Linked DNA regions of Homo sapiens: region 2 is linked to region 1. Evidence: read pairs that join two places in POLR2A ChIA-PET (ENCODE). Cell type or tissue: OCI-LY7. All regions are shown on one strand. Links, peaks and the distances in the headings refer to the core of each region. The heading gives the core; the rest is flanking DNA.

Region 1 (16,652 bases), core at 5,849-8,348:
ATAGTTATAAAGTGGCTATTAGATCTAAATATAAAAGAAAAATAAATCAATAAAGTTTATTGAAGGTAACATAGAAGAATTGCTTCTTGGTCTTGGGACAAGCAAAAATTCCTCAAGCAAGTCACAAAAGGAATCTGCCATAAAAGATTGATAAATTGGAATACAATAAAATAGAAAACCTCTGTTTAGCAAAAGTGATTTGAAAAGTAAGAAAGTAAAAAAGCAAGCCATAGAATGGGAGAAGATATTAGTAATGCATCTAACCAACAGAATGTGTAAAGAATTCCTATAAATTAACAAGAAAAAGACAACCCAGAAGAAAGTGGACAAAACACATTAAGAAGTGTTTCACAAAAGAGGATCTCCAAATGGCCAATAAACATGAAAAGATGTTCAACCTCAGTGAGTCTTCAGAGAAATGAAAATTAAAATCCAGTGTGATTGGGAGGCCAAGACGGGAAGAACCCTTGAGCCAGGAGTTTGAGACCAGCCTGGGAAACATAGTGAGACCCTGTCTCAAAAAAAAAAAAAAAAAAACCTAAGACAAAAAACCCACCAATGAGATACCATTGCACACCCACAAGAATGGCAAACATTTAAAACACTAGAGAGAAAAAAGTGACTGAAACAGCTAAAACTCCCATACATTGTTAGTGAGAAAATGAATTGGTATAACCACTTTGGAAAACTGTTCGATAGTATCAACTAAAACTGAACAGGAACATACTCTGTGACCCAGAGATCCACTTCTGGGTATATATCCAACAGAAATACTTAAATATGTGCCCCCTAAAGACCAATCATTCATGGTAGTACTATTCATAATAGCCCCATGTTGGAAACCGCCTGATTGTCATCTGTAGGGATAAATGAACTGTGGCAGATTTCATGTATATGTCAATGAAAACGAACTGCTCAATGCTACAAGATTTGGATGAATCTTACAAACATAATATTGAAGAAGCCAGACACAAAAGAGTACATATATTAATTATTCAATTGATGTAAAGTTCAAAAACAGGCAAAACTAACTTGTAGCTTTAGAAGTCAGGATAGTGGTTACTTCTGAGAGCATCGTGACTGAGAAAAGCCCAAAGCAGGTTTCTGAGGTACTGGCAATGTTCTGTTTCTTGATCTGGAGGGCGGTGACATGGGTTTGTTCAGCTTATGAAAATTTATGCTTTGTGAACATTCCTGTTTTACTTTGTCAGTTCAATTGTACTTCAAGTATATGCCAATACTTATTAAAAGGAGAGAACGTTTAGATGCCAGTTTCCAGCTTGATACCTTTGGCAACTCTTAGGACATGTATGGCTAATGATAGTGCAGCTTACATTTTATTATGGTTGTTGATGCTGTGAATGTTATGTGGGACTGCAAATGGTCCCTTAAGAAATCCATTTTCTTTATCCATCTGAGATGTTTTTCTTTACTGGCAGTGGTTCCAGTTGTAGCCTGGCTGCTGGTCTTGAGTCTCTGGGGCTAACAGATATCCGAACGCTAGTTCGATTAATGTGCTTGGCAGCAGCAGGGAGAGCTGGCCTCTCCACCAGCCCTTCTGCCATGGCTAGCACCTCAGAACGATCACGAGGTGGGCATAGCAAGGCTAACAAGCCTATCTCTTGCCTGGCCTATTTGAGCACAGCAGTGGGATGTCTGGCATCAAATGCTCCTAGTGCTGCCAAACTGCTTGTACAGTTGTGTACACAGGTAAGCTACTTTCAGTACTTTTCCCCGTTACATTGATTATTTCTGACTGATTCTTGAGCCTTTTGAAATGAAATATTTTTGTTCCAAAATTACATGTAAAAATTAAGTCTGTTTTTCCAATTGCTTCTTCAGAACTTGATTTCTGCTGCAACAGGTGTAAATCTAACCACAGTTGATGACTCAATTCAGCGAAAGTTTCTACCCAGCTTTCTCCGAGGAATTGCTGAAGAGAACAAGCTTGTGACCTCCCCAAACTTTGTTGTAACACAGGCCCTTGTGGCATTGCTAGCAGACAAAGGGGCCAAACTAAGACCTAACTATGATAAGTCAGAAGTTGAAAAGAAAGGTAAGTTTCATACTACTGAAACATACAGTCTTCTAATCGACTTCTTATTTTTAAATAATGTTTTTACATTGTTAGTATATGATAAATTATATGACGTGAGTTTCTTAAGTTTAGAACATAAAAGAAGTGCATAGATACTTTTTCACTGTGTATGGAAACAAAGATTAGAAAATGTACCATATTAGTTTAGTTATAGATTATGATTTGAGTTAACCATAGATAATAATCCTGGTAGGTTTCTTTAATAAAATTTAGATGAAGGCAGTGTTATTTTTCTCTTTGTTTTAAGATTATAACACTTTGAAGGGACTACTTATCAGTACTGCCTTTCTCTTCATCAGGACCATTTAGCCAAGAGATAACTGGCTTTTGTTTTTTGTTTCTTTTTGAGACAGAGTCTCACTCTGTCACCCAAACTGGAGTGCAGTGGCACAATCTTGGCTCAGTACAACCTCCACCTCCTGGGCTCAAGTGATTCTCCTGCCTCAGCCTCCCAAGTAGCTGGGATTACAGGCACATGCCACCATGCCCGGCTAATTTTTCTATTTTTAGTAGAGATGGGGTTTCGCCATGTTGGCCAGGCTTGTCTTGAACTCCTGGCCTCGTGTGATCCTCCCACCTCGACCTCCCAAAGTCCTCAGATTACAGGCATGAGCCACCACACCCAGCCGATACTGGCTTTTGGATCTATCAGCCCAGTTCCTTGACTGGTTACAGTCACACCATCACTTTTGAGCAACAAAAGCCAAACTGTTTTCTTAAAGGCATGCCATCTCCATCCTGGTTTTAAAATTATTTCTGCTGCTTTCTTAGTCTACTGAGTCCTTGGAGCAAAGACTATTGATTGTTGTATAATAAATTTTTTTTTTTTTTGAGATGGAGTCTTGCTGTGTCACCCAGGCTGGAGTACAGTGGCGCAGTCTCGGCTCACCGCAACCTCCGTCTCCCAGCTTGAAGCAATTCTCCTGCCTCAGCCTCCCGAGTAGCTGGGATTATAGGCACGTGCCACCATACCATGGTGTGGCTAATTTTTTTTTTTTTTGTATTTTCAGTAGAGATGGGGGTTTCACCATGTTGGCCAGGCTGGTCTCGAACTCCTGACCTCAGGTGATCCTCCCACCTTGGCCTCCCAAAGCACTGGGATTACAGGCGTGAGCCACCATGCCTGGCCTAAAATGTATATTTTTAATGAATCAGATTTCTTACAGAATTTGATGTGAGATAAATGCTTTATTTCTTGTGTGCATATTTTAGTGAAATAATTGCTTGCAAAAGTGCCAATTCTTAAAAGATATGGGTTAACCCATTTGCTTGTTCACCACCACCAAATCTCACCTGAGCATCATTTCATGTTTTGTTTAAGCAGGTTTAATTGCCCAATTGTATGCCCATCCTTCCTATGATCCTTCTGCTGTAGGCCCTCTGGAGTTGGCTAATGCCCTGGCAGCCTGCTGCCTCTCCTCCAGGCTGTCCTCACAGCATCGGCAATGGGCAGCTCAGCAACTCGTGCGCACTCTTGCTGCACACGACCGTGACAACCAAACTACTCTGCAGACACTTGCTGATATGGGAGGAGATCTTAGAAAATGCTCCTTTATCAAATTGGAGGCTCATCAGAACAGAGTAAGTATTTTGAGTGGAAAGTGTGTTAATCACGTTATGTAAGATGAAATAGTCTCTTCTCTTCTCAAGGAGCTCAAAGTTTAGGTCTCTCTCTTTGTGTCACTCTCTTTCACACGTACACATACACATGCACACAATTACAAAGATGTTCCTGGCAGTTACCAACTCTACTTTCTCTGTATGCTGGTTTGATATAATAGTATACGAATTGGAGAATTGGATGGGGGATGAGAAGAAAACCAAAGGAATAGCTTCACAAAAGATGAAGACTTATGCATTTGATCCTCTGTATCCGTGGGTTCTGCATCCATTGATTCAACCAACTACCAATGGAAAATATTGGGGTAAAAAATAATGATCCAATAATAAAAAATAATACAAATGAAAAGTACAGTATAACTGTTTACATAGTATTTACATTCTGTTAGGTATTTAAAGTAATCATGAGATGATTTAAATTACATGGGAGGATATATATATGTTCTATGCAGATACTACCCCATTTTTATAAGGAATCTATCTGCAAATTTGGGGCAGGGAATCATGGAACCAATCACCCACAGATACTGAAGGACAACACGCAAAAGGAAAAGAAATTGGCCTCACTATTTTAATCTAACCCATGGGGTCTCTGAGCTGTAACAAGAAATGAAGATTGAATTGTATTACTTAAACAGTTTTTTTTTAACGGAGTCTCACCCAGACTGAAGTACAGTGGTGAGATCTCGGCTCACTGTAGTCCCCGCCTCCCGGGTTCAAGTGATTCTCCTGCCTCAGCCTCCCGCATAGCTGGGATTACAGATGTACACCACCACACTCGGCTAATTTTTTTGTATTTTTAGTGGAGACAGGGTTTTTCCATGTTGGCCAGGCTGGTCTCAAACTCCTGACCTCAGGTGATCCGCCTGCCTTGGCCTCCCACAGTGCTGGGATTACAGGTGTGAGCCACTGCACCTGGCCTACTTAAACAATTTTTAAAATTACTTCTTAGTCTGTGTTATTTATTTTATAGAACATAAAATGTTAAAGTACTTATTAAGTAAACATATTTAGTAAAGATTATAATAGGTCTCAGATAATTCAAATGCATTAGTGCATAGTACCTTAAAGCTATACTTCAAATAAGTATAGCTTCAAATATATTTGCAAGCCATTTAGAAAAGAATGGAGGCTGGGTGTGGTGGCTTATGCCTGTAATCCCAGAATTTTGAGAGGCTGAGGTGGGCGGATCACTTGAGGCCAGGCATTCGAGACCAGCCTGGCCATCATGGCGAAACCTATCTCTACTAAAAATACAAAAATTATCCAGTTGTGGTGGCACGTGCCTGTAATCCAGCTGTTTGGAGGCTGAGGCATGAAAATTGCTTAAACACGGGAGATGGAGGTTGCAGTGAGCTGAGATTGAGCCACTGCACTCCAGTCTGGGCAACAGAGCAAGACTTCATCTCAAGAAAAGAAAGGAATGGATGCTTTTCTTTTAATTTCATGGTAGATTTTTAAAAATTGGATACAACTTTTTCAAATAATAAAATCATTTGAATAGAAAATTATTAGACTACCTGTTTCAACTTTTCTAGGTAATGACATGTGTTTGGTGTAATAAAAAAGGTCTTTTGGCTACAAGTGGCAATGATGGCACCATCCGCGTATGGAATGTTACCAAGAAGCAATATTCACTGCAACAGACCTGTGTGTTCAACAGATTGTGAGTGCTAACATCACGTGTATACCATTTAAAATAAGAGAATCCTAAACATGCCTCATCTTGGTTGTGTTAATGTAATCATATTGTCACTAAAATTTTTTGAAATTTTCTTTTAGATTAGTATTACTGTATTTTCAGTGTGTATTTTTAACTTTCCAGGATAACAATTCAGAAAACATAATTTTAAATCATCTGTATCTGGACTTAGAATTAAATCAAGATCTACTAGTAAATAAATGTTCAACTATGTAAAACAGTAGGCTAATTTGCTATAGGTCTTTAAGAGTTGTTTAGGAATTAGAGTAATTATATTGCTTCCGTATCAGAATGTAGCATTTTCAACAGTTTTTTTTGTTTTGTTTTGTTTTTTTCTTTTTTGAGACTGAGTCTCGCTCTGCTGCCTAGGCTAGAGTGCAGTGGTGCAATCTCAGCTCACCACAACCTCTGCCTCCTGGGTTCAAGTGATTCTGCTGCCTTCTCTTCCCAAGAAGCTGGGACTACAGGTGCCTGCCACCATGCCCGGCTAATTTTTGTATTATTAGTAGAGACAGGGTTTCACTATGTTGGCCAGGCTGGTCTCAAACTCCTGACCTTCTGATCTGCCTGCCCCAGCCTCCCAAATGCTGGGATTACAGATGTGAGCCACTACGCCCAGCCGCATTTTTAATAGTTTTATAGCCAGCTGTAGCTATTTCTTTTCTGAAGTATTCCCAAGAGTTTAGGCAAATAAGAATCAATGTCTTCTGAATAATAACCATCTGTACAACACATACAGAATTTGAATGTCTTTATTGACAAGTTGTGTACTACATTAAATGAGGAAAAGTCTAATATCACTCTTTTATAATTCATTTTTCACATGATGACAAACATTAATGAGTGTGTAACTGTTAAATACTGCTAGCCAAGGTTTTGAAACAGAAGAATCAGTTATACACTCTAGTCTATATGAAACCCTTATTTTAAGGTTTGGGATTTAATTTACTTTTGAATGATGGGGATTAGAACTGCATATCTGTCTGTTATATTCTAGGGAAGGGGATGCTGAGGAAAGCCTGGGATCACCCAGTGATCCAAGTTTCTCACCAGTTTCCTGGAGTATCAGTGGCAAATATCTAGCAGGCGCTTTGGAAAAGATGGTGAATATCTGGCAAGTTAATGGTAAGAGTCATGTAAACACTAGTAAACTGCTGAAAGTAGTTTTTTAAAGCCTTCTTCTTAGTCTTCTGAGTCCAAACAGTGGTTTCTCTTCACCTTGAAATTCACAAGCCTTCCAACAACTCTGAAATTTCAATCTATGCACTGTGTGCTTCAAATTAGAGAGGAAGTGCTCATTTATTCACTTTTCTTTCTGGGACTTTCAACTAACCTAGTAGTTATAAACTTAAATTTTTTTTCTTGTACCACTAAGTATTCAGAGTAGGGTTTGGGGAGATGTAGTTGTCACTGAATTTTAAGCTATGTATTCTTTTGAATTGCTTGAAATATTTCTATTATGTTTATTTTGCAGGTATAAATTCTTGTCAGTTTTTATTATACCTCTCTGGAAAGTAAAAATAATTATTGTAATATCGAGCTTATTAGTATTTTCATTTGTTTTTACATATTTGAGGAATAGGTGTTCTGTGTCACATATTTGAGGAATAACTTCTGTGTGACATTTGAGGAATAGCTAGCCTTAACTGCAAGTAAGTTTCTTATGCCAATTTGGTTATCAGTAATTGTTGAGAAAGGACTTAAGTGCTTGACATTTGTACATTTGTACATTCAGTGTTTTTCTTTACACTCTCTTCTATAACGCTACCATTTTGCCCTATTAATAGTTACAGACAGCCAGGCGTGGTGACATATGCCTGGAACCTCAGGGACTCAGGAAGCTGAGGCTCAAGGATTGCTTGGGCCTGGGAGTTTGAGGCTTCAGTGAGCCATGATCATGCCATTGTACTCACTCCAACCTGGGCAACACAGCAAGACCCTCTTTCAAAAAAAAAAAAAAGGTTACAGAAAAACATTAATTTTATTTATTTATTTATTTATTTTGAGACGGAGTCTTGCTCTGTCATTCAGGCTGGAGTGCAGTGGCGTGATCTCGGCTCACTGCAGCCTCCATCTCCCAGGTAGCTGGGACTACAGGCGCGTGCCACCATGCCTGGCCAATTTTTTGTGTAGTTTTAGTAGAGAAGAGGTTTCACCATGTTGACTAGGCTGGTCTCGAATTCCTGACCTCAGGTGATCCGCCCGTCTTGGCCTCCCAAAGTGCTAGGATTACAGGCATGAGCCACTGTGCCCGGCTGAAAAACTTTAATTTTATGATCATATATAGTATTATAAATGAAGGATCCTGCCTTCATGGTCTTATTCATTAGTAGGCTATTATGAAATTTGGAACTGCTTTGAGTGTGTATTAGAATTAAGTAGTATTTGTTTCTGTTCCTTTTTTTCTTTTTAAGAATTAAGTAAAAACTAGTTAACATTTTTTCCCTTTTAGGAGGAAAAGGATTAGTAGATATTCAGCCTCATTGGGTATCTGCCCTGGCTTGGCCAGAAGAGGGTCCGGCTACAGCCTGGTCAGGAGAGTCTCCAGAATTGTTGTTGGTGGGACGGATGGATGGATCTCTGGGACTGATTGAAGTTGTTGATGTGTCCACCATGCACCGTCGAGAATTGGAGCATTGCTATCGAAAGGATGGTAAATGACTGCACTTACGTCTAGCTGACGGAGTCTCCAACTTCCTTTCTAGACTTAGCTTTTTGGCATTTGCTTTTAAAAATACCAAGTGAATATTATCTTGGCTTTGTTTTCAAAATTTTCCAGTCATGTTTTAATTTTAATTAGTTACTGAATTGAAAGATATTTATCTCCTAGCCCCCACCACACATCTCTGTCAAAATGAGATTTAATAGTATTATAACATTAGTAATTCATCTTTTGTGTGGCTTAATATTTATAGCAGATTCCAAGTCTCCTTTGAAAGTTAGGACTGTCCAAGAGAAAAAAAGGTCATAATCATTGGTAGAGATGAAATTGTTTTTTTTGTGTGTGTTTTGTTTTGTTTTGTTTTGAGAAGGAGTCTCGCTCTGTCACCAGGCTGAAGTGCAGTGGCGCGATCTCGGCTCACTGCAACCTCTGACTCCCTGGTTCAAGCTATTCTCCTGCCTCAGCCTCCCAAGTAGCTGGGATTACAGGCACTCGCCACCACGCCCAGCTAATTTTTGTATTTTTAGTAGAGACAGGGTTTCACCATGTTGGCCAGGATGGTCTCGATCTCCTCACCTTGTGATCCGCCCACCTTGGCCTCCCAAAGTCCTGGGATTACAGGCGTGAGCCACCGTGCCTGGCCGAGATGAAATTGTCTTTTAAAAAATGAGTAAAATTGAAGTAATGGAGGAAGGGGAAGCAGGGAATTCCTGGTCTGACAAGAGAGATTAGGAAGTCTGCTTTCTTCTTACTGTGGTGTTCCTTTGAACGTGAATGCATCTCACAAGATTTTGTTGGTTGTCTGGGGGAAGTGGGGTAATTCAAAGTCATAGTGCCTGCTTACATGGTATTCCATTAACAGAAGAGGTTTGTTTTGTTTGTTTAAGAATAGGTAATACTTTCATAGGGTTCAAAAATTCAAGTTTTAAAAAGCATACAGTGAAAAGTCTTTCTCCTGTCTACTCAGTTCCCACACTCCCATTCTACCCTCACAGATACTGTTTTTACTTCTTTTGTAGTCTTTCAGTGTTACATATACTTGAAGAAACAAGTAGAAATATAGATTGTGAGAACAGAACATTTTGATAGAATATGGAAACATACTGAATAGGGAATATTAAATAAGCAAAAAAAGAGATGTAATTTTCTTTCTATGACTTGGGTTCTTTCACTTCTCAGTTTCATGGTAGATTTTGGTCCAAAAGGAAAGAACCTATGGTGACTTACAATCAGCAAAGGAATTTAATTTTTGTCTCTATTTTTCAACAACCACCTGAAAAAGAATGAAAGATTATAAAGTAGGTAGCCCTTGTCACAGATAAGCGACACTTTTAAAAAGTATGTTACATGGAATCCCCACTGTACGCCTACATTTTGTCTAAATGCATTAAAGAGCTATTTGGAAATTTACTTGCAATGGTTGCATTATCATTATTTGTTTCAAAGTCTCTGTCTTTTAAGTCAGACAATGACAAATAATTATCTTTTCCTTACTCTTTTGTTTTGATCATGTTAGTGTCTGTTACTTGCATTGCATGGTTCAGTGAAGACAGACCATTTGCAGTGGGATATTTTGATGGAAAACTGTTACTGGGAACAAAGGAACCACTTGAGAAAGGAGGCATTGTTCTAATTGATGCACATAAGGTAAATGCATCTTTAAAAAACGTAATTTTATGGGATACAAATATAATTTTGTTACATGCATAGATTACACAGTGGAGAAGTCAGAGATTTTAAGATATCCATCACCCAAATGACATACATTGTACCCATCAAGTAATCTCTCATAATCCATCCTCCTCCCAGCCCTCACCTTCCAAGTCTCCCTTGTCTATCATTCCACACTCTAGGCCCGTGTGTACACGTGAGTTCCCTTTTCACCACTTTCTTGCCAACATCTGTTGTTTTTTGTCTTTTTAATAATAACCACTTAAAAGTGAAAAAAATGTAATATTTGCCTTTCTGTGTCTGACTTATTTCACTTAAGATAATGGGCTTCAGTTCCAACCATGTTGCTTAAAATACCTGATTTCATTCTTTTTATGGCTGCATAGTATTCCATTGTTTATATATACCATGTTTTCGTTATCCAGTCATCCATTGATGGACACTTAGGTTGATTCCATATCTTTGCTATTGTGAATGGTGTTGTGATAAATGTATGAGTGCAGGCATCTTTTTGAGAAAATGAATTATTTTCCTTTGGGTAGATACTCAGTAGTGGGATTGCTGGATCAAATGGTAGTTCTGGTTTTTGTTCATTGAGAAATCCCCATACTGTTTTCTATAGAGTTTGTACTAATTTACATTCAAACCAACAGTGTTTAAGAGTTCCCTTTTCACCACTTTCTTGCCGACATCTGTTGTTTTTTGTCTTTTTAATAATAACCATCCTGACTGGGGTGAGATGATATCTCATTGTGTTTTTTTTTTTCTTTTAATGTAAATTTTTATTTTTTTAGACAGAGTCTAGCTTTTTCGCCCAGGCTGGAGTGCAGTGGCGCGATCTTGGCTCACTGCAATTTCCAACCCCCAGGTTCAAGCAATTCTTCTGCCTCAGTCTCCTGAGTAGCTGGGATTACAGGCACCCACCACCAAACTGGCTAATTTTTATATTTTTAGTAGAGACAGGGTTTCACCATGTTGGTCAGGCTGGTCTCGAACTCCTGACCTCAAGTGATCCACCTGCCTCAGCCTCCCAAAGTGCTGGGATTACAGGCGTGAGCCAACGTGCATGGCTCATTGTGGTTTGAATTTGCTTTTCTCTGATGATTAGTGATGTTGAGCATTTTTTCATATGCCTGTTGGCTATTTGTATATATTCTGGTAAAAGCATCTTTACCAGATAGTTGCTTTTTCTTGTTTTGTTTTGTTTTTGTTTTTGTTTGTTTGTTTGTTTTTTCCTGAGATGGAGTCATGCTCTGTCACCCAGCCTGGAGTACAGTGGCACGATCTCAGCTCACTGCAACCTCTGCTTCCCGGGTTCAAGCAATTTTCCTGCCTCAGCCTCCTGAGTAGCTGGGATTACAGGCGCCCGCCACCACTCCCGGCTAATTTTTTTTTTTTTGTATTTTTACTAGAGACGGGGTTTCACCATGCTGGCCAGGCTGGTCTCGAATTCCTGACTTCATGATCCGCCCACCTCGGCCTCCCAAAGTGTTTGGATTACGGGCGTGAGCCACGGTGCCCAGCCTTCTTGGTTTTTTTTTTTTTTAGCCTCTACTATTGCTTGATACTAGTTTCTTTTAAAATTTTTTTACATCAGTCACTTATGACTTAATGTTCTGTTGTTGCACAGAATCTTTGGACCATGGATATACATGGATAAGTCTATGTAAAAATAAATAAGCCATGAAAGAGTAAAGCTAAAACAGTGAATTATGAACACCCTGGTAATACCTCCTGTTCAAATGCTCCCAGTAATGTCAGAAATTCCGTTCATGAAGAATGATTTTTTTACCTTAAACAGAGGTTGCCAGTTCAGATATTTACAGGACCATCTAGGCAAGTAGCGTAAATGCATGAAACCAGGAGTTAGAAGATGTGGAAGAGGATTGAAAAATAAAAATAAAATCAGAAGAGCACAATGATCACAGCCATATAAACACAAAACATATCCCAGATTCTCATTAGTGTTTGCTATTGGGATGTAAGGGGTGCATTTTTTTAAGTCTCTTCTTTTTTATACTGTAATGATTATTAGTCAATAAGGATAACTCTTAATAAATACAAATGCTAATGAGAGATAACATATCCCTTTTGAGTCAGAATTTCATAATTCATTTATCCTGCTAACATTTGTTGAGCTTTAACTGCAGCAAATATATATAACACAGACTACATTAAAGGGTAAGTTGGTCTAGTGATTGGGAATGATATGGCAGTATCTGATTTGCATAAAATATTGATTTCAAAATAAATGAGTTATAGAAATATAGATGCTAAGAAATATAAGTTATGTATTACTGAATTTAAAGTATTTGTGAAGGAAACATTACTCTGATTTTTTTTCTCTTCCTTCCATTTTAAGGATACTCTTATTAGCATGAAGTGGGACCCTACAGGTCATATTCTTATGACATGTGCCAAAGAAGACAGTGTGAAACTCTGGGGCTCTATTTCGGGATGCTGGTGCTGTCTACATTCACTCTGCCATCCATCTATTGTAAATGGCATTGCTTGGTGCCGCCTTCCAGGGAAAGGATCCAAGTTGCAGTTACTGATGGCTACGTATGTTGTCAATTTGCATCTATACGTCTTAGTTTTTATATTGGTATAGACTGTTATCTGCATTAAGTGTGGCTTCTCAGTAGTCTTAAAGAGTTTATTGCCAGTTGCTATTCTTATAATGTGTAACATTATAAGATTACCTCAGAGAAAAGAAAGAGTAGTAGTTGTCCAGTGTGAAACTTGGTATGTAATCTCCTTATCTCTGGGTGTGATGTTGTTAGAATATTGGCCTCGGTTGTATTTCTTGTAAAAGATTGTATGTACTACAAATAAGTTTAAAAAATAATGCAGTGGTTCTATCAGATCTTAATTGATTGCAATTCGGAAATATTTTTACTTAATGCATATTGACATGTTTTGGTTTTATGTGATCAATTTTTTTAAGTGGCTGTCAGAGTGGCTTAGTATGTGTTTGGCGCATTCCTCAAGATACTACACAGACCAATGTGACTAGTGCAGAAGGATGGTGGGAGCAGGAATCAAATTGCCAGGTAACATTCTGGTGTTTTTGAAGACTGTCTGAAACTATGGAAAGTATATGACATCAGAGTCATTCTCCCTTGGTTACTAAAAAAGTCATTACTATATCCCAAAGGGCAAGATCCATTGGGAAATATAAGTAATTGTCATCCTGAATTAGCTTAATTTTTTATAAATCAGAGATACCATAATTGCTTGGTAAAATGAGATATTCTATACATATTAAGTGGTGACTGTTACTGTGATAGTGGATATAATTGATACTACAGATAGACGAGTCATAAGTTGTTAGTACATTAAAATAGAAACTCCATGGGAGCACATCCATCCAAAGAATCTCCAACTGATGCCAGAATCCTTGCTATGAAGAATGATTTATTTATATTAAACAGAAGTTACAAATGTATATATTTATAGAGAGCCCTCTAGGCGAGTAACATAAATTCATGAAGCTAGGGTTAGAAGGTTTGGAGAGGGTAAAAAGCAAAAACAGAAAAAAAAAACAAAGAAGCTTACATGCTTTATATAAAGGCACACAGCTGATTGTCAGTTTCTAGAATTAAGAGCCTGTTGTTACCAGATTGTTTTATTTTTTCTATAGATGCTAAGAATCCAATGTTTAAGTAAAATCTCCCAATATTAAACATTGGCACCTAACTTAAAATTGTTTAAAACACTGAGTGGCCAGTCAGATCGCATCTCTGAGCTACCAGTTTGTACATTCTGTTGCCTTCCTTTTGCTCATGATACCCTTGGAAGAAATACACTTTACATCATCTTTGGGTAGTGAATACATATAGTATTATGTTGTCATAACTAAAAGGAAGAAGGAGCTTAAGGATGGGGAGAAAGGGTGGAGAGGGAGGGAAGGAGTAGCCAACTCACTAATAGGAGAATATCACAGCAGTGGAGGTGGGAGTACTACAGATAGGTCTGGTTTACTCTTTGTGCTGGAGGGCAGCCCTATAGACAGGCCTTACCTATGTCACTTCTAAAGCTTGCAGAACAAATGTGTGACAGACAGAACCATTAGCCAACAAAAAGAGGAATCTATTTATATAGAGTCAGCATGTGCAGTTCACAAATGTTAGGGGATAAAAATGAAAATTACATGAAGTGAAAATTTAAAAATCAAAACACTGGTTAAAAAGTAGTCAGTATTTTCCTGTCTCTGAGGGATAATTAGAACTTTGAGATGTTATTTCTGTAGTTTGAAGAGTAGAAAACTAGTTTAGAAATATATTTTTTAAAAAAGATGAAAGCTTCAACAAAGGGAATCAGATTGATATTTTATTACTGATTCAGTCAAGCTTACTATCCTTTATGAGAGAAATTATCTCTCCCCCTTGCCAATTTTATTCTGAAATATAAAATTTCCAAGAGTGAATGATAAATCTTGAACTTATATAATTTATCTTTATTTTAATGCATGTTAAAAATAATGAATTTCAGGATGGATATAGGAAATCATCAGGAGCCAAGTGTGTTTATCAGCTGCGGGGACACATCACTCCTGTTCGGACTGTTGCCTTTAGTTCTGATGGGTTGGCCCTGGTGTCTGGTGGACTAGGTGGGCTCATGAACATTTGGTCTTTAAGGGTAAGAGCATAGATTTTATTTTTATGTTAAGGAATATTTTGACACTAACTTAAACACATGTGATAAAAATTAACCAATTGTAGAAACATTTTATATAGTAATCTCTTGAATACTGAGGAAACTTCTTTCAGAATCCTCTGCCCTTACATTTTTCTTACTGATGATAAGTGTTTTTAAAATCAGCTGTGTCCTAGAAAATTTTGTAGTAGGTATGTGATTGGACGTTGCTGAATTTAGCTAAAATGTAGACTTTAGAATATGTTTTTGTCAATGTGAAATAGAAATTTAAATGTAAATTATACCTACAGTTCAATGGTGTGTATTGGTAAATATATCTCATTTTAGGATGGCTCTGTCTTGCAAACTGTTGTGATAGGCTCTGGAGCTATTCAGACCACAGTATGGATTCCAGAAGTTGGAGTAGCTGCTTGCTCAAATAGATCAAAGGTAATATTGTAGTTATATCAAATGATAGGGTGTAAGCTTGTAAGGAACTTTAGAAATCATAGTCTAACCACCCCACTTTATGGAGGAGAAACCTGATGTCCAGAGGGATTACTACTTGTCCAAAACAGTGCAACTATTTAGTAGCAGAAGGAGAATTAGAACCTAAGTCTCCTGATTTATAGTCTAGTGTTTTTTCTACTACACCCCATACTTTGGTGACAGTGCTTAGATATTGAACAATTTCATTTCCATTGGAAGTGATAAAGTAGATTTTGACTTTCTGCCATGATTTTTGACAGTAGCACTAAACTATCTCAAGGCCAGGTGCAGTGGCTCATGCCTGTAATCCCAGCACTTTGGGGAGGCTGAGGTGGGCAGATTGCTCAAGGTCCTGAGTTCAAGACCAGCTTGGCCAACATGGTGAAACCCCATCTCTACTAAAAATACAAAAATTAGCCAGGCGTGGTGGCACATGCCTATAGTCTCAGCTACTTGGAAGGCTGAGGCGGGAGAATTGGTTGAACCCAGGAGGCAGAGGTTGCAGTGAGCCGAGACTGCGCCATTGTACTCCAACCTGGGTGACAGAGTGAGAGCCCATCCCAAAGGAAAAAAAAACTCTCTCAAACAATTTTTCCTTGAAAAGGAGAAGCATTGCAAAGACATTTAACTAAGTATACAAAATATATCTTGGCTTTCAAATTTAATATTCTAGTAAAACTGCTGGTCCCCTGCTGTGAAGTAATTCTATGATATAACATTATTCCCTACAGTATTATTTTTCATACCCTTAAAGATTAGAGCCGATGTGCTGATTTGATTTACATTTTATATGGTTAAATGATGTTAAAATAAGCTGTAAACCTTCATGAAAGGTTCTACTGCAAGTAAAATGTAGAATCAGACCCTAGGCAGTAGTGGCCTGTGTAGAATAAACCACAGAGCCAGAGTTAAAGCAGTGCTACCTCTTTTGCAGCTATCCTTGTAGTCATGTCAGACATGACTTTTGAAATATAGTAGATGCCTTATTCTGCAGGTTCTGAAGAAATAGTTAATTATTGACATTTTTTCCTTAAAAAGTACCAGCTAATCAGAGGTAGTTCACAAATTTTATTATTTCTCATTATTTTTTACTTAGACAAAATTTAGGATATTTTGAAGTTCCATAGGCATTAAAAGCATAGCCTTTTTGGATATAAAATATCCAAAAAGCAAAGATGTCCCAGTTACTAGAAGGAATTTCGCAGATTAAATGGTGATAGCATTATTTTTTATTTAAACAAATTTATTATGTGGCATGATTTATTTTCAACCAGGATGTTTTGGTCGTGAATTGTACAGCAGAATGGGCAGCTGCCAATCATGTTTTGGCAACCTGTAGGACAGCATTGAAACAGCAGGGTGTTCTGGGATTGAACATGGCTCCCTGCATGAGAGCATTTTTGGAGCGGCTCCCCATGATGCTTCAGGAGCAGTATGCCTATGAAAAGGTAACTCATTACACTCACTCCTAGAGATACACAGATACCTGGTGCTTTGGAATGTGATTATAGCCTTGAACTTATCCCTTAAAAGCATGAGGTCTGAGGATAATAAGTGGGGCTATTTGGGCAGAATCAAATGAAGGTAAGTCATGCCTAAAAGAGTTGTTCAGCAACCCTAAGCCTATTCTTGCTTTATTTTCACCAGAGTAAAATAAAGAAACAAACACCAAGTTTGTATTACTGCTTTTCAGATTATTTATTCACTCCAAAGCTTCTTAAAATACCTATGCAGCAGAATATCTTCCCTTTTCTGACCCACACATATATCTA
Region 2 (9,104 bases), core at 4,081-6,580, 60 kb before region 1:
GGGGAACTAACTTGAAAGAGAAAGGCAAAGTTTCTCCATAGTTTTTCTAAAAGGACTTTATATTCTGCTGGTGATCTCAATTTGTATTAGCTGACAGGGGCTCCTACAACTGTGCTAGTACTATTCTGATGCTTTTGGGTTACATATTCAGGGCTGAGAAGCTCTGGAAGCAGGAATGTCAGTACCTGCTTCACTGAGCCTCATCATGAAATGAAACTCATGAGTCATCAGATAGGGCCATTCAAAATATGTCCTCTGGGGCAACAAGTTGTCCACCAGCCTCGAAGACGTCTGAGCGGTGAGGAAGAGAGCCCCTTTCTATGCCTATTAGGAGAGCCATAATGTTTTCCACGTGTGGAACTTCTAAAATTATAAATTTCACCCACTGACTACACTGCTGTTTCGATAGGGAGCAAGAATTTACATGAGACTGCTATTGACTGGGTGCATAAAACTTTTCATACCTTTATATTCCAAGGCTCAGATAGTTTTTAAAGGTAGTTATTTATATGTTTAAAGAGAAGTATCAAGTTTTTAAAACATTTATTAGTATCTTTTGAGTGATTTGGCTATTTCCAGTTAAAGTGTGCATTCAGTCGGTACCCTAAAACATGATCAGCAATGCCTTTGGTTTTGAGATTGTCTGTATCTGTCAATTAACTTGGCCCTAACTTTATTATCAACTTATTTGTGTTCTGCATACTTCTAAAAATGATTTTTGAGGGGGCTTGAAACAAGACTAAACATAATTTAAACAAAAGGAAAAAGATCCAAATGGAGTAAAGGGAGTTGGAGATGGGGAAGGAAAATAATTGTATTTTAAAAACCTAGGCTGAGGGAACTTTTGCAGTTGAATATAAATTTAGTTTAGAAATTCCTGGAAGCAGACTGAAGGTGAAAATATAGTAAAGTATAACCCTCAATTACAATAAAAGAATGATAGTCATCTGGGAACTAACACTTTTTAAACTAGCTATGCTTTTAGAGCATCTATATATGCCAGGCACTGGTCAAGTTCTTTGCATAGATTAGCTCATTATCATAACTGTCTAAAGTTCTAGTACTACCTCATTCTAAAGATGAATGAACTAAGGTTTAAGGATGCAAAATTGTATGACTTAGGCTACAGTTAGTAGCAGCTAGAATTAGAAGCAGGTCTGCCCCAAACACCAATGACCATTCTCTTAACCACTTTAATTGATTTCTAGCTCTGGACTCTGAGAGGGTTTATTGCTTTGATTTTTGTAGAAATAAGGGACTTTTAATAGCATAACAAAAATATTGTCACAATTTTATAAAATATACAGATCAATTTTTAAAGTTTGTACTTCCATATTAACTGATGAATTTAGTATTTTACCAACTTTTTTGGCCTGGTTTCCCATTAAGAATACCGTCTTTGGGCCAGGTGCGGTGGCTCACGGCTGTAATCCCAGCACTTTGGGAGGCCGAGGCAGGCGGATCACGAGGTCAGGAGTTCGAGACCAGACTGGCCAACATGGTGAAACCCCATCTCTACTAAAGATACAAAAAATTAGCCGGTGTGGTGGCGCGCATCTGTAATACCAGCTACTCAGGAGGCTGAGGCAGGAGAATCGCTTGAACCTGGGGGTGGAGGTTGCAGTGAGCCGAGATCGTGCCACTGCACTCCAGCCCGGGCGACAGAGTGAGACTCCATCTCCAAAAAAAAAAAAAAAAAAAAACAGAAAAAGGAAAAAAAGAAGAATACTGTCTTCGCTCCAAATTTGTGCAAAAAATTTCTTTTCTAATGTGAAATATCTACCACTGCATCAGAACCTTGTTAACTCCACTGATGGAAAGGCTGGCATCAGATGGGTATTCCTGGTGATGCCATCTCACTCTGGAGGCAATCTTGCCCCATATATTAAAACTAAATTCTGTTTCAGCAAAGACCTTTAGTGACAGTGCTTATTTAATGTGTTTAAGATACAGCAAAGTGTAGATGGTAGGGATTATATGGACTTTGGAAGGGGAAAGGGAATTTTTTGTTGTAACTAATATAACTTAAATTTTGTCCGTTTTTTTTTTCTTTTGAAACCTCACATTTTTCACACCAAGCTTGTGAACGTTTCAGAAATAAGCAGTTATTTTTACCTAACCTTGTGCTTCACAGGCTTTTATGGGCTTCAAAATCAGCTGAAGGGCCTTTAAAACACAGATTGCTGGGTCCCCCACCTAGAGGTTCTGATTCAGAAGGTCTGGGGTGGGCCTGATAATTTGCATTTCTAACAAGTGCCCAGATGATGTGGGTACTGCTGGTCTGGGACCGTACGTTGAAAATAACTGATCCAATTCATTAATAACATTTGAATTGTGATTACATTAAAATTCTGTAAAGGCAGATTAGTATTTCCTAATGTAATTTTTATGAAAATATAGTATTTTAGTATATTTTAAATGTAATTTTAACTAAGTTAACTATGTTGTATATAATGTCTAAAAAATAATTTTTCCCTCTTTCAGTAAGTTTTTGGTCCAAACTTTTTGACTATTTTTATTGTTATTTTCTTTGCTCTTCTCTCCCCATGTGTTAAGACCTTGTTTTTGTGTTGCATGTTACAGAAATCTTTCAGTGTTTCCTCTCAGCCCGTGAAGTAGCTCGTAGCCGAGACCGAGATAGAATGAACAGTGGGGCAGGGTCTGGGGCTCGAGCTGATGATCCACCTCCTCAGTCTCAGCAAGAGCGAAGGGTCAGCACAGACCTTCCTGAGGGTCAGGATGTGTACACTGCTGCATGCAACTCCGTGATCCATCGGTGTGCCCTGTTAATATTAGGAGTAAGTCCTGTGATAGATGAGCTTCAGAAGCGAAGAGAAGAAGGACAGTTGCAGCAACCTTCAACAAGTGCCTCTGAAGGGGGTGGACTTATGACCAGGTGGGACTGACTAGACACTGAAAACATGACCTACTCACTTCCCTTTATTACTTTATGCACTGAAATGGTTTGTTTCCAAAGTTACAGTGTTCTGATGTTAACATAGACATGAAAGAAGAAATGCAAATTGACTAGGATGAACTTAAAGTAAAGTAAATACTGATACTGATTCAGCATGGGCTATAAATTTCTGATTAAATGAGGAGGCACAATTTTTCGTATATATAAACAACAGCAGTGAAAAAGCATGTGAAGTTACTTGCATTGCTCTGTAGTTTAGTGACATGCAAATTATTTTGAGAAGGTCTTTGTGCTCAGACAAGAGTCAGGATTTCCTGTCAACTGACATTACTCCTCCCTGTGTGTGTATATTATCTCTGTGCTCCAATTCCATTCAATTTTATGTTCACTAACAGTCCTAAATCAAAAAACTTTTTTTTTTGTACATGTGAGACAGGAGTGAAAGTCTTACTGCAGAGAGCCGGCTAGTCCACACAAGCCCAAATTATAGACTGATCAAATCGAGGAGTGAATCTGATTTGTCTCAGCCTGAATCAGATGAAGAGGGTTACGCACTGGTAGGTATACCCAGATTCAGTAAAGAAAGATTTTTGTTTTCAAGGTATATGATATGTAAGGCTTTGGTTAGAGTAAGTAATATGTTTGTTTTAGACATATAAAAATTTTTTCAAAAATAACTTTAAGAGAAATAACTATATTGCATATATGTTTACCACATATGTGTTAATGGTTTCAATCTCTTGTTCTGACTTCTTTTTAAACTCTAAATTCATATATCTGACTCTTTGATGGACATTCCACCCGAATGAGTTGGGTTACCCCAATCTTAACCTATCTACAAGTGAACTCGTCTCTCTCCAAACCTGTTTCTCTTTTATTCCCTATTTTAGTAGGTGGTACATTAACTATCCAAGCAAGAAACTTGGGATCATCCTTGACTCTTTTTTCTTATCTCCTGATCCCTTTATTCTCCACCCCTTCCCAATCCAGTTAAGTCTTAAAAATTTTACCGTTAGTGTGTCTCCAATGTCCTCTCCTCTCCCTTTCCTTCTGCCACTGCTCTGTTTTAAACTTTCTCTTTTGAGTGGACGTGTGCAGAAGCCTTCAAACTGGTTGCCTCACCTCTTGCCTTGTGCCCACCTTCCACATTTCACAAGACTAACATATCTAAAGTACAAATCTGTTTATACCTCCTCTACTCAAAATCTTTTAACAGCTCTGTTAACTATCAAAAAAGCCTCAGAACCTGGACTGCAGGCATTTAGGGTAAAGATAAATAAGATGCTAATTTATATAAAAAGGAGGTGAGGTAAAGGTATGCTACAGTGTCACTGGTAAAATATAAAGCGAAAACTATCTAGAAGATTGCTTCTACTTGAGGAACTTTGGACTTGGAGTTAATTGGTAGCTAGGTTTTCAATTTGGCTGTTCCTCTGCCTTGTGTGTGATTCTATATGTGCTATGACCTCCCTGGGCTTTAGTGTCTTACTGTGTGATACGAAGATGGTAGTGCCTGTTGTGTATATGGTGATGTGTCAGACTTGGCTTCTGGTCTCGATTCTACTGTTAAAGAGCGGTGGGATCTTGGTCATATCATGTGACAGCTCATAGAGAAATGCTAGCGTTTGAGATGGACTTATCTATAAGCTCCATGTGTAATTCTGAAATTCCTCTGTTGTATGAACTGAGAGAAGGGATAGGAAAATATTTTTGAAAAAGTATAAAGTGCTACATAAAGAATAAGTTATTGTTTTAAAAAAGCTTCCATAAAGGATTCCTCATCTAAGGAAAGTTGAACAGTGTCTTTACGTTTCATTGTATCATGACATTTTGTTTATACTTCCTCCTTTTCTCCTTCATCTGCATTAATATCTCTGTGCTTCCACTTCATACTCCCAGTCTTATAGTCTAGTGAGATTCCTGTGCTCATTTATTTCTCTGTCAGTTAATTTTTTAAATCTGATCAATCTGACTCATTATCTAGTCTCCTAACTCTGTGATAATTTCCCTTTTTTTTGAGACAGGATATTACCCTGTCACTCAGGCTGGAGTTCAGGCTGCTCAGTGCAGCCTCGAACTCCTGAGCTCAAGCAATCCTCCTGCCTCAGCCTCCCGAGTAGCTGAGATTACAGGCATGTGCCACCATTTCTGGCTAATTTTTTAAATTTTTATGTCTTGCTCTGTTGCCCAGGCTGATCTTAAACTCCTGGCCTCAAGTGATCCTCCTGCTTCAGCCTCCCAAAGTGTTGGGATTACAGGTGTGAGCCACTGCACCCAGCTCCCAACCCTGCAATAATTTTGAAACATAGATCATGTCGTTTCTCTGCTCAGAGTCCTGCAATGACTTCCCTTTTCTCAGACTAGAAGTCTAAGTCCTTACAGGGGTCTATAGGCTCTTCATGGTCTGGTCCCACTACCTCTCTGATCTCTTCTGTTACTCTCCTCAGTGATTCTCCTTCTGTCACACTGGACTCTTAGCTGTTGCGTGAATCTGCAACACAAGTTCCCTTTAGGGCCTTAACTGGCTGTTTCTTAGGACTGGAATGCTATTGCCTGCATGGCTAACTCCCTCTCTTTCTTCAAGTCTTCATTCTGATGTTACTTTTTCCATGAAGCCTGTGCTGACCACCCTATTTAAAATGTCAATTTTCCTTCTTTTCCAAATAGTCACTTCCTGTCCCCCTTGCCTTGCTTTGTTTTTTCTGGGGCACCGATCACTTACTGTATAATTTAGTTATTCATTGATCAGTTAGTCTTAGTCTACATTAGAATATAAGCTCTTTAAGGACAGGAATTTTTTGCTGTTTTATTCACTTCTGTATCCCAAGCACCTATAATAGCACGTGGTAGGTAGTCAGGAAATTATTTTTAAATTTATAAATAACTGTCTAATCTATTTTGGCAAAATTTCCACATGCATTTGGTTTTTTCCTTTCTTTAATTGAAGTGCCCTATTACCTGTTTCTGGAGTAGGTATTTTCAAACTGGTCCCCCTACTTTTTCCAGTTTTGCTCCTTAGACACTTCTTTCCAAATTAGAACTCTTGGAAACACACATAACAACAACAAAACACCTACCTGCTGATTGTGCTACTTTCCTACTCAAACATCTTGTCTTACTGCAGAGAGATGGCTAGTCCACGCAAGTCCAAATTACAGACTGATCAAATCTAGGAGTGACTGCACTGCCTACTCGGAAATCAAAGATTCTGGGAAGTGTCACCTGCCTGCTTTTGGAACCAGTATTCTTCTGCAGTGGTCTGCATTTTTGCCATAGTAGTTCATCTGCCAGACCCCAAGCATACCTCTTGAGCCTTTGCTAAAGCACTATTTGCCTTAAAAGTTCTCCTAGGCTTCCTTGCTGATATCCTGTCTTTCCCTGAAGGACTGTCTAAAATGTTACCTCTTCCAGAAAGCTTTCCCAGCTACCTTACTCTCCCAGTTGTCCCATGACAGTTTGTTAGGATGTCTGATAATTTACCGTTTGTCTTATGTTGGACTTATTTATGTATTATTAGTATGTCTTCCCAGTAAACCCACTAGAAATCTAGGATTTTTTGGTTTTTATTTTTCCTAAATGCCCCTGATATCTCCTACACAGTGCTTTACATATTGTAAATGATTAATAACTCCTTTCAACTGAAATGAAAATATAGAAAGGAGGATGGGTAAAATTAAAGTGGTGTACTTTTGGGAAATCAGCTATGAAATCTGACTCAGAATAGGGTTAAAACTCACCATGGACTTTGACCTGTACAAGACATTTAACCTTCCTGAGCTCCAGTTTCTTTATCTTTGAAGTGGAGAATAATGCCTGTTGTACTTGCCTCAACTGTGTTGTGAAGAATAAATTTGGTAATACAATTTAAAATATCTGGAAAATTATAAATGGGGACAACAGATCAATGGAGGAGGATTGAGCTTAGATTTAATTGTTAAGATTGTTAGGTTTTCTGGTTGTTCACTTAGTTTTTAGAAAATTTTTAAAAAGACTAAAAAAAAACCCATTTTTAAAAAAGATTGGGCCAGGCGCAGTGGCTCATGCCTGTAACCCCAGCACTTTGGGAGGCTGAGGTGGGAGGATTGCTTGAGCCCAGGAGTTCGAGCCAGCAGTTCAAGACCAGCCTGGGAACATGCCAAACCTTGTCTTTACAAAAAAATAAAAAATATATATATATATTAGCTGGGTGTTGTGGTGTGCACCTGTCCCAGCTACTCGGGAGGCTGAGGTGGGAGGATCACTTGAATCTGGGAGGCGGAGGTTATAGTGAGCCGAGATGGCGCCACTGCACTCCAGCCTGGGTGACAGAGCGAGACACTGTCTCAAACAAAAAACACCAGATTGACTTTTGATCATCTTTCCTTATGGAATATTACAAAGATAGTGTCAAAAGATGGAAAAGACAAGAACTAGAGAGAAAGCAGATTCCATTTCAGATGAAGGGAGACCTGGGCTAAGCCTTCAGCTTCAGAGAGCCTGGGGTGGATGAAGAGGAGCAAGCACTTGGGATGGTTTGGGTTTTCCAGCTGAAATATGTTACCCTTCTATACTATATGAGGTTATTTAAGATTACCGTTCATATCTTTGATACCTCATTTATTCTGAATTGTTCGTAAATGAAATGCTTTTTAAAATGTTAGAAGTTAACTACTTTAATGTTAAATCTTTGTTTTAACCTTCTTTCATAAAATGTATTATATGACGTGTTATCTACTGTTATTCTCTGCTTGCTAAAACAGAGAATACCAACCCTAAGTTTAACTGTTTGACAGGTGTCATTTTTACTAACATTTCTTGCTACACCCTTCTAGTCTATTCCCTAGCTCCCTCGTTTCTGGCAGGATTTGATTTAGCATATGAAAACAGATACTTTACAAAAGGATAATTTAGATGAATGAATTAGGACTGAAAAAGGCTGAGAGAGGAAAATAAAGCCCTGGGTAAGATATTCTTATCTTGGCCCATATCCTGTGGTGTTCTGCTAGAGGTTGGTCACCACACAGGAAAAGCATAATGAGTTACATAATTCACAGTGTCTAAAAGATAAAAAACAAAATTGTTCAAGAGAACCAGATTTTTCTGGTTCTGAGGCCTGAGATTGTTTTCTTCCATGAGTCCTCATGGCAAAGGTACTATGTAATGAAAATGTTTTATTGCCTGACACAGTGATGCCTTGAGGAGCTTTATGATGACTATTTGGTGTTTTATCCAGCACCAAATGGTCCAAGAATATATAATACTTATTTCTGTTGATACATAGGTAGGTGAGTATAAGAAAATGTGTGTTTATCTGCACCAGGGGTACATGTATCTATATATATGACCAGGTAAAGATTTTATATAACATTTTCCAAATGAATCTGTTTTGTCACTTCTTCTTTTTTTTTTTTTTTTTTTTTTTTTGAGAGGGAGTCTTGCTCTGTCATCCGGGCTGGAGTGCAGTGGCACAATCTCAGCTCACTGCAACCTCCGCCTCCTGGGTTCAAGTGATTCTCCTGCCTTAGCCTCCCAAGTAGCTGGGATTACAGGCGTGTGCTACCACACCCAGCTAACTTTTGTATTTTTAGTGGAGATGGGGTTTCACCTTGTTGGCCCGGCTGGTCTCGAACTCCTGGCCTCAAGCGATCCACCTGCCTCGGCTTTCCAAAGTGCTGGGATTACAGGTGTGAGCCACCACTCCCGGCCTTGTTTTGTCACTTCCGGGCCTTCTTTGACACAAGCTTTTTGGATTGTATGATAGAGTACAATTGAAATTGCTGATACCATAATGTCAAGTCTATGCACAAGCTTAAGTCATATATGATTTGTTTATGGTTGCCTGTACATATAGGCCAAGTAGGCAGTTGTCTACATCCCCCCACCAGATACACAGGTAACACACAGAAATATACTTCCATTCTTCTTGTAAGCCTTCACTGCTTTATTAAACTGTCTGTAGTTCACCAGTTTTGAGATTTGTCTATTGTAATAGGTTTTTTAAAAAGACATTTAAAAATCTTTTCAAATACTACCAGAAGGTTTAGGACTGTTATTTTTCTGTTAGTACGGAGACTATCAGATTTTCTTCTTCTAAACACCTAGCGAAGGCTAGTGGAAGTTTTGAAAAGAAAGTGAAGCTAGAGGAAGGAGTAGTAATTTTGGAAAATAAGGCACTACTTCAAGGCTTTAGGCATCCGGAAGGTGCTAA

Evidence for each region. ChIA-PET counts read pairs that join two places held together with the same protein. Peaks named below come from ENCODE experiments on the same cell type or tissue, not always from the same donor. Only the 100,000 strongest peaks of a DNase experiment are listed, where the experiment ranks them.
Region 2: POLR2A ChIA-PET joins it to region 1 with 7 read pairs; 6 of 35 experiments call an interaction of 5 or more read pairs at or near these places.

Annotation. Positions count from the first base shown.
Region 1 is chr15:63,641,146-63,657,797 of GRCh38, reverse strand. It overlaps HERC1 (HECT and RLD domain containing E3 ubiquitin protein ligase family member 1), which reads left to right. Exons shown (of 78, transcript NM_003922.4): 49 at 1,440-1,710; 50 at 1,843-2,056; 51 at 3,474-3,679; 52 at 5,257-5,384; 53 at 6,418-6,545; 54 at 7,873-8,073; 55 at 9,599-9,729; 56 at 12,116-12,315; 57 at 12,701-12,806; 58 at 14,248-14,394; 59 at 14,740-14,841; 60 at 16,155-16,328. Among named protein-coding and RNA genes, the nearest start is that of USP3-AS1, 49 kb to the right of the region's middle. In OCI-LY7, for the core only: no CTCF peak of the experiment used is centred there; no DNase peak of the experiment used is centred there.
Region 2 is chr15:63,707,145-63,716,248 of GRCh38, reverse strand. HERC1 (HECT and RLD domain containing E3 ubiquitin protein ligase family member 1) reads left to right here. Exons shown (of 78, transcript NM_003922.4): 23 at 2,584-2,896; 24 at 3,354-3,474. Among named protein-coding and RNA genes, the nearest start is that of USP3-AS1, 110 kb to the right of the region's middle. RefSeq lists enhancers at 996-1,495, 1,496-1,997. In OCI-LY7, for the core only: no CTCF peak of the experiment used is centred there; no DNase peak of the experiment used is centred there; H3K27ac peaks cover 296 bases.